Regions from separate parts of the Homo sapiens genome. Here region 1 is linked to region 2. Evidence: read pairs that join two places in POLR2A ChIA-PET (ENCODE). Cell type or tissue: OCI-LY7. All regions are shown on one strand. Each heading gives the region's core, and the rest is flanking DNA. Links, peaks and the distances in the headings are about the cores only. Region 1 has its middle 31 kb from the start of SNORA63E. Region 2 has its middle 8.2 kb from the start of KLHL6.

Region 1 (4,390 bases), core at 260-4,259, 79 kb before region 2:
CGCACCTGCGAACATAGCTGACTTGGATTTGCAAGCCACAAGCTTAGGTGTGGAACATTTGTGAGTCTCTAGCATTTCTGAACCTGTCTTAAGAGCTATCACCTTACTCTGATGACATTCCAAGTGCTTACACAGGCCTCTGAGACTCCCTACCATGGCTCTGAATTTAGTCCGGCTACACAGGCCTCTTGACTGTTCCTTACTTATTTATTTATTTATTTTTGAGATGGAGTCTCACTCCGTCACCCAGGCTGGAGTGCAGTGGCGCAATCTCGGCTCACTACAAGCTCTGCCTCCCATGTTCAAGCGATCCTCCTGCCTCAGCCTCCCAAGTAGCTGGGACTACAGGGATGCCACAATGACCAGCTAAATTTTTGTGTATTTTTAGTTCAGACAGGGTTTCACCATGTTGGCCAAGCTGGTCGCGAACTCCTGACCTCAAATGACCTGCCCATCCTGGCCTGCCAAAGTGCTGGGATTACAGGCATGAGCCACCGTGCCCAGCCATGACTGTTCCTTAAATACACAGAAGCCTCCCACCTCAGAGCCTCATTAGCTCTTCCCTCTGCCTGGAGTAAGCTTCCCCAGATACTCTCAGGCCTCTCATGCTCTCTTCACTCAAGCCTCTGTTTAAGTGTCTCTATCAGAAAGGTTGGCTGTGTTCATCCTAGCTCAAGTAGCATGCATCACCCTTCCCCTGAGTTACTTTCTTTGGACATTTATCTCTACTTGTCATTATATTATATGCTTGTTTGATTCTTGCCTGTCTCTCTCTACTAGAATGTTAGCTCATGTGAGCAGAGGCTTTGTTTTGTTCACAGATGGACAGAAATCATGCCTGGCACGTAGTAGGCGCTCAATGAATATTTGTTGCATTGTTTCACAAAGACTCACCCCATTCCTTCTTTCACTAATGTCTACTTAGAACTCAGAACAAAATCTAAGGCATCATTTTTCCTACAGATTCCTCCAGTGACCTTTTCCCGGAATGTGACATTCTACCAGAATGCACTTTGACAATTAAAAACCTCAGCATTTCTTCCTAGACTAGTTTTGTCACTGTCCTAATCTTTTTCTTTTTTTTTTTTTTTTCTATTTCTGGCTTGGTCTCATGTTTCAGGGAAATTACTCAATAGATGCTCCTATTACTACATTTTTACTATGAAAGAATAGAATTTCGGCCAGGCATAGTGGCTCATGTCTGTAATCCCAGCACTTTGGGAGGCCAAGGCAGGCGGAGGCGGATCACCTGAGGCCAGGAGTTCGAGACCAGCCTGACCAACATGGCAAAACCCTGTCTCTACTAAAAATACAAAAATTAGCTGGGCGTAGTGGCAGGTGCCTGTAATCCCCGCTACTCAGGAGGCCGAGGTAGGAGAATTGCTTGAATCCAGGAGGTGGAGGTTGCAGTGAGCTGAGATCTCACCATTGCATTCCGGCCTGGGCGACAGAAAAAAACAAACAAACTCAAAAAAACAAACTAACAAAAAAACTCAAAAAACTCAAAAAAAAACCTCAAAAAACTCAACAAAACAAACAAACTAACAAAAAAACAAAGAACAGAATTTCACCAACAAAAATCCTGTTTATCTAAGGCCAGACTTACAGATTTCTCTGCGCAGTCAGGTTTTCCCTCTGCCTTCTGTGTATTGCCGCTTTGTTAAATCAAGATGATATGGTTTGGCTGTGTCCCCACCCAAATCTCATCTTGAATTGTGGCTCCATAATCCTCAGGTGTCATGGGAGAGACCTGGTGGGAGGTAATTGAATAATGGGGGTAGGTTTTTCCCGTGCTGTTCTCGTGATAGTGAGTAAGTCTCACAAGATCTGATGGTTTTATAAAGGGCAGTTCCCCTGCACAGGCACTCCTTCCTGCTGCCATGTAAGACATGTCTTTGTTCCTCCTTCACCTCCTGCCATGATTGTGAGGCCTCCCCAGCCATGTGGAACTGTGAGTCCATTAAACCTCTTTCCTTTATAAATTACCTAGTCTCGGGTATTTCTTCACAGCATATGAAAATGGACTAATACACCAGGCTTTGCCACCCTCATCTCCCCTCACCCCTGCCCTGTCTGCCCAGGTCAGTGCCCTCCAGCCTTGTACCTTTCAGATATGGGTTGTGACCTGTGACCCATTTAGTGGGTGATGAAATTAATTTGGTGGCTTGTGAACAGCATTTTAAGAAAAAAATAGAATAGGAAATACAGAAAATGTGTTTCTTATTGTGATACATGTTCAAGAAAGTTTGAAAGCACTGCTCTGGCCTGTATGGGTCAAAGAAGCTTTAGTACTATTTTTCTCTTTAGTTGCCTTCAGCAGATTCTAGAAGAAGGGGCTTCGGCACTCCTGGCCTCGCACAGTGGGCCTGTGGTGGATTGTAGAAAATGGTCAGTTCTCTTTTAAAATGCTGCCAACAGCAGCGCAGGTGGTGGGCACACCTGTTCTTTTAACTGTATCTGTTTCATAAGGTAAGTATACCTGGGACACTGAAACTCTCAGTACCAACACTCCACTCATACCCTGCGCTCAGAGACTTCACCAAACCATCGCATGGCTTCTAGCAGCCTGAGGCCACGTCCCTGGGATGGCCCAGCCCCCTTTTGAGTTGCTGTCTGGGAAAGCTTAAGGCTGTCAAAAGAATTGAGTTTGTTCCACCAACATCTGACAACAGGCCCCTGATCTTGCTTTTTTAGAGCATTTACTAAAAAAAGGAGGCTTACCATTGTGAATCCTTCCTCTGTTGCTCTGAGCTACTATGTATGTGTTGCCTACAGCTCAGGGGTGTCTTTCTCAAGGACCTGAAAGCCATTCCCCTCAAGGTAATTATCAGGAAGGAGAGAGGATCCTAGCTTCGAGAACTGCCAGCTAGCAGACACAGCTGGTCTCATCATATTGACTCTGCCCAACACTTTGTCATTTTTCACTTCCCTGACTCTACCTGAACCTGCTCGCTCCACCTCCTGCCTCCCTTATTCTCCCTTTAAAAGGCCCAGTCAGCATCTCTGCACAAATCAGAATAGAGCTCAGCTCTTTCCGCTACTGTCAGCAGTTACTGAATAAAATTTGTTTTCACTGCTTTAACTAATGTCCAGCTTGTTTATTTTTATTTTTAAACCATATACGTACACATGCACACGCGCACACACACACACTTCTTCTCAAGACAAACATTGCTTCTCAGAGATAGCTGATTCTTGTCATCCTCATAATCTAGAGTATCTTCCCTTCCTATGTTTAAGTTATAAGTAAAGTTTTAACTGTTCCAGTCTGGTCTTTGATGTTCCTTAGGAAATTAAATGAAGAGTTGTGTATGGGACTCTTTCCTTACAGGGAAGAGTTGGGGCTATGAGGTCCAAATTTCCGTGCCCACTGGGAGCTTCTCCTTCCACTGCCAAACGTGGAGGAACCAGGATTCGTGTTACAAAGGGAGATTTCCAGTTGTCTTACACATCAAAGGCCACCCCCTTTTCCCTCTACCCAGCTTTAACTTTCCCAAAGAATTTATAAGCAGGAAGTCTCATATTCTCTATCCAGGCAGATGAGTAGAGATGGTTGGGCATGGGTTTCAAGGCAGCGTTTCATGTGGGAATCAATAACAAAGCAGACATCTGAATGTGCAAAGAGAAAAGGAAAATCCCCAGGTGCCAGTAAACAAACATGGAAGTGAAAAACAGAGTGACTGGTAAGCAGCCAGGCCAATGGTGGGGAGACTGGGGAGGGTGGGACTGGACCTGGATTCATCCCCAGCACCAAAGAGTTTTCAACTGTGGCCACATGCAGGAACGGAACATAAGGCATGGGCCTATGGAGGGCGGGAGAGAACTGAGATCCTGTATGAAGGCTGCACGTCCAGTGAAAAGGAGCTGGTCCAGAAGATGCCATACACCAGCAGGGAGGAGCTGGTGCAGGGGGAGGCACTAAGAAAAGCTGGGCAGATGCCTGGCCCCGGCCAAACTGCCCAGACATGAGATTATCACTTAGACCCAGCGGGGAAATTGGAAGGCTCAGCAGCAAAGTTAAGGTCAAAACTCCGTTTGACTCACAGCTGGTGCACTGGCACTCAGATCCAGGGCCCAAGATCACTCCAGAACATTCCCCACCAGTGAGGAAGCTGGGTCTGTGATTCCCAAGGGTTTCCACCAAGAAGTCCTAAGGCAGAACATCTACCTCTGGGGATGCCCAGAGGGGAAGGTCTGAAGCTATTCATGGAACCCCAGATTTCTTTAAAGCCTCTGATTTTCCTTTTCAAATACACAGGAGTCTTGCATTGTAACCAAAACAAACTAAATTGATAACAAGGTTTCCAGTGATTAAAGGGAAGTCTCATACCCCAAGTTACACGTGCCCCAATTTGAGAAGCACAGACCAGGGAGGGCTTCAGAGACAACA
Region 2 (4,390 bases), core at 296-4,295:
GCCCTTTGGGAGGTGGAGGTGGGCAGATCACTTGAGGTCAGGAGTTCAAGACCAGACTGCCCAACACGGTGAAACCCTGTCTCCCCTAAAAATACAAAAAAATTACCCAGGCATGATGGTGGGGGCCTATAATACCAGCTACGCTGGAGGCTGAGGCAGGAGAATCACTTGAACCTGGGAGGTGGAGGTTACAGTGAGCTGAGATCACACCACTGCACTCCAGCCTGGGCAACAGAACAAGACCTAGTCTCAAAAAAAAAAAAAAAGAAAAGAAAAGAAAAAGAAGGCATAGAGGCAAGAGATGGTAAAAGCCAAGGCTGACCGTCTACCCTCAACAAGTAGTGAAATCAGGGAAGTTTGTCCTTAACAAACCACATCCCATTTTTCATCCCACCCCAAAACCCCACATTTCTTTTATTAAAAAATTAACTTTTGCTGGGTGTTTTTCTGGTTATGAAACAATAATAAGTTACCTTGTTGAAAACCTGGAAAATTCAGAAAAGAATCAAAATTAACATTTGGTATGCTGCAGTAGACTTGTACTGACCCTAGGGAGTTGATTTTGTGCATTTCTTCCTCACTTCAAGGGCAGTGACTTGGTGTTGGTTGAAATTAGCCATGATAGGGATATTTACACCATAGAAATTGATAAATGCTATGAATCAGGGCTTTGTCCTTGAGAGCCAGTTGCTGAACATTCACTATCACCCCACTGTGACCCCACCCTCCTCTTTAGATTGCCGAGGTCCTGCGGCCTCCTTGCATGTGCACCTCCCTCCAGCTCCAGTTCGGGCTCTACTCTTGGATTTCAGAGAGATTCTGCCTGACCCCCTTTTCATGAAGTAGATTGATTGTGTCTCTGCTCCTTACAGGCAAACGCACTTACCCGAAACAGAGGCAGAGCAGTATTGGGACACTCATCTGCCAGGCCCAAATGCTGTACCACTCTTCCTCTGCAGACCCCAGTGTGGTCCTCACCTCCAAGTTCTCGCTATAGAAGCCACATCTGCTCCCATCAGCAAAAAAAATAAAGCAAAAAAAAAGCCACTTCTGCAGCCCAGCTTGGCACCTTCCAGCTTCTATACCTGCCCTGAGGCCAATCTAGTTTTCTCATAAAGGGAATTTCCCGACAGATACTAACTTTTGGACCATCCCATGTAGCCTCACGCTTGTCCCAGGATGGCGTTGTGTCCTGGTTTGCCTCTTGACCAGGCTTGCCCAAGTTATTAAGGGGTCTGGTGGCAGCCCTAAGGGAGCTAGCCTTCCGGTTTGGAGTTCATGGAAGAACACTGTCTCTGGAAGGAAGTGGGAGGAGCAAGGCAAGACTCCAGTCCTAGAGGAACAGCAATACAAGCCCAGAGAACCAAGGACTGCAGACAGGCATAAGGTCAAAGTAAGGTCAGTTGATTATAGTTTCAAGGCTGGGCACGGTGGCTCATGCCTGTAATCCCAGCACTTTGGGAGGCCAAGGCGGGCGGATCACCAGGTCAGGAGATTGAGATCATCCTGGCCAACATGGTGAAACCCCATCTCTACTAAAAATACAAAAATCAGCTGGGTATGGTGGCACGCACCTGCAGTCCCAGCTGCTCCAGAGGCTGAAGCAGGAAAATCACTTGAACCAGGGAGGCGGAGGATGCAGTGAGCCAAGATTGCATCACTGCATTCCAGCCTGGGCGATAGAGCGAGACTCCGTCTCAAAAAAAAAAAAAAGAGAAAAAAACAAAACAAAACAGGTCAATGCCTCAGTTTCATATACCTACAAATTGGAAGTAATAATAGTATCCACCTCAATGTGTTATAGAAATAAGGAAATACGTGAAGCCTGTAGAACAATGGCTGGCATATATTAAGCACTATGTAAGCATTAGCTATTATTATGCAAACCCTTCTGTAGAAGAAAAAGTGTGTACATTTGATTCTAAATCAGGCTTCTGGCTTCAGACCAAAAACTCCTTCAATGCCCTTTGTTAGTATCTACAGGCCATCTATTTTTCCCATGTTATCTTGGATCATTTTCACATAGTCAGTGTAGATGGGTCCATACACCACCACCTCCCCAGGGAAATAAAGATTTCCATCACCCAACCCTCTGCATCAGAACATTATTCTAACCAGAGTCATAACAATCCGTAGAAGGATTTATCCATCTGGGACAATGTTCCTTTAAAGAGCCTGAATTAGAGAGCCATTTTGAAAAAAAGTATTTTATAGATGATACTAGTACTAAGAGCACCATTTATTGAGATGTTACAAAGTGTTCTGTGTACCTTTCCTCATTTTATATCCTTTTATCCTGTAACTTGATAAAATAGATTATTTTCCTTTTTACAACTGAGGAAACCCAGGCTTAAAACCAAAGTTGGCTGTTTTGTCCCAGGTCACACAGGTAAGTCAGTAGTAGTGTTTGGCCGCCCATGCCCTATTCTAATGAAAAGTTACCAGCCCACATCCTCTATTCCCCAGGAAGCCATTTTCCGGTACCACATGACTCAGCTGTTTCCCCTTATTACTTGGACTAGAGTGAGCGCCCCCCACCCAAAGACAGCCAAGTACAGAGATTAGTTCAAGGACACGTACAGCTGGCTCAAAAATGTCAGATGGGGCCTCACCTGATGCCTCATGCCTGTAATCCCAGCACTTTGGGAGGCCAAGGCAGGTGGACAGCTTGTGCCGAGGAGATCAAGACCAGCCTGGGCAAAATAGGGAGGCCCTGTCTCTACAAAAAATTTGTTAATTAGCTGGATGTGGTGGTGCACGCCTGTGGTTCCGACTACTCAGAAGGCTGGGGCGGCATGATCTCTGAAGCCTGGGAGGCGGAGGCTGCAGTGAGCCATGATCACACCACTGCACTCTAGCCTGGGCAACAGAGTGAGACCATGTCTCAAAAAAAATCAGATAGAACCATTGGAGTCTCTCTCTTCCTCCCTCCCTCCCTCCCTCTCTCTGAAATTTGAAATAAGGAACACAGAGTTTGCCATTTGGCAGCAGAAACAGGAGGCAAAAGGATTCATCAAGAGATCCACGAGGTAGGGTCAGAGCCATGGCAAGCTAAAGCCCTGTGCAAGCCAAACTTCTGAAAAGCAAAAACTGTTAGTAAGCAGAGGGACCCAGAAGGCATAAAAAGGAGACTGAAGCCAATATGCAGAAAGTAGCTGAGACAGGTCACCCTGAGGCTGGGTGGAAGGAAGACCATGGGCTCCTGTTGCTGAAGTCCTGAGCCCACTGTGGATCTGGACCCACCCTCCTGCTCCAATGAGGGCTCTGCTCATGAATTTTAGAGAGATTTCTGCCTGGGCCCACATTTCTCAATGTGGCTTGATTGAGACTCTGTTCTTTTCATCCAAATGAGCCTCCCTGAAACAGAAGCAGAGCAGTGGTGTGGAGTTCATCCATCTGACCCCACATACTACCTCTGCGCTCCCATCCTCCACAGACCAGAGATGTCACCAGGTGCACTGATGGGCCCTAGGAAAGGATCAGATACCATAGCTGCAGCCAGTGCTAATTCAGGTCTGCTATCCATATCCAAATCTAAAGTGTACTTTGCAAATGAAGAGTCAAGGAGTAAATGGGAAACAGCAAAAATTCCAAAAAGTGGATTTTGTCAATAAGAACAGCCCCCGAATGTTCACTTATTGCTAAGGGGAGGAAGCTATAAAAAGCTAATGTACATTATGACCAGGTGCAGAAGCTCACGCCTATAATCCCAGCACTTTGGGAGGCCGAGGCAGGTGGATCACTTGAGGTCAGGAGTTCAAGACCAGCCCGACCAACATGGTGAAACCTTGTCTCTACTAAAAATAAAATTAGCCAGTCTTGGTGGCATGCACCTGTAGTCCCAGGTACTCAGGAGGCTGAGGCAAGGGAATCACTTGAACCCAGGAGGTGGAGGTTGCAGTGAGCTGAGATCGCGCCACTGCACTCGGCCTGGGCGATAGGACCAGACTCCATCTCAAAAAAAAAAAAGTAATGTACATTATGTTGCCATTTTTGCAAATATGATTATGTGTGTGTATGTATACACACACATAATCATATTTTCATATATATATATGAAAAGACCACAAGGAAAGGCCTTCACTCATCATCAAATATTTAATATTTAGTGATATAATGGTGTGCAAAAATCTGTTCTCCAGATACAATGCTGAACAAAAGTGACACAGTTCCTACCCTCAAGGAGCATACAGTCCAATGAGGGAGATCAATCGTAAGAAAAAAACACACACATTGCAATCATTCTAAATGCCATGAGGGAGATGCACTTGGTGAAGAACCTTTCTCAGGGGCAATTTGACGTGGTCAAAGAGGTCAGTGAAGGCCTGTTTGATGACCAAGATGTGATGGGAGAATATGCACCACCCACATGAACAGCAGGGAAAAGAGT

What was found. Peaks named below come from ENCODE experiments on the same cell type or tissue, not always from the same donor. Only the 100,000 strongest peaks of a DNase experiment are listed, where the experiment ranks them.
Region 1: POLR2A ChIA-PET joins it to region 2 with 5 read pairs; 5 of 35 experiments call an interaction of 5 or more read pairs at or near these places.

What each region holds. Positions count from the first base shown.
Region 1 is chr3:183,482,793-183,487,182 of GRCh38, forward strand. No RefSeq gene overlaps it. Among named protein-coding and RNA genes, the nearest start is that of SNORA63E, 31 kb to the left of the region's middle. In OCI-LY7, for the core only: no CTCF peak of the experiment used is centred there; DNase peaks (open chromatin) are centred at 1,870 and 2,886; H3K27ac peaks cover 2,315 bases.
Region 2 is chr3:183,561,721-183,566,110 of GRCh38, forward strand. No RefSeq gene overlaps it. Among named protein-coding and RNA genes, the nearest start is that of KLHL6, 8.2 kb to the left of the region's middle. RefSeq lists enhancers at 820-1,320, 1,321-1,821. In OCI-LY7, for the core only: a CTCF peak has its summit at 2,525; a DNase peak (open chromatin) is centred at 2,484; H3K4me3 peaks cover 889 bases; H3K27ac peaks cover 4,000 bases.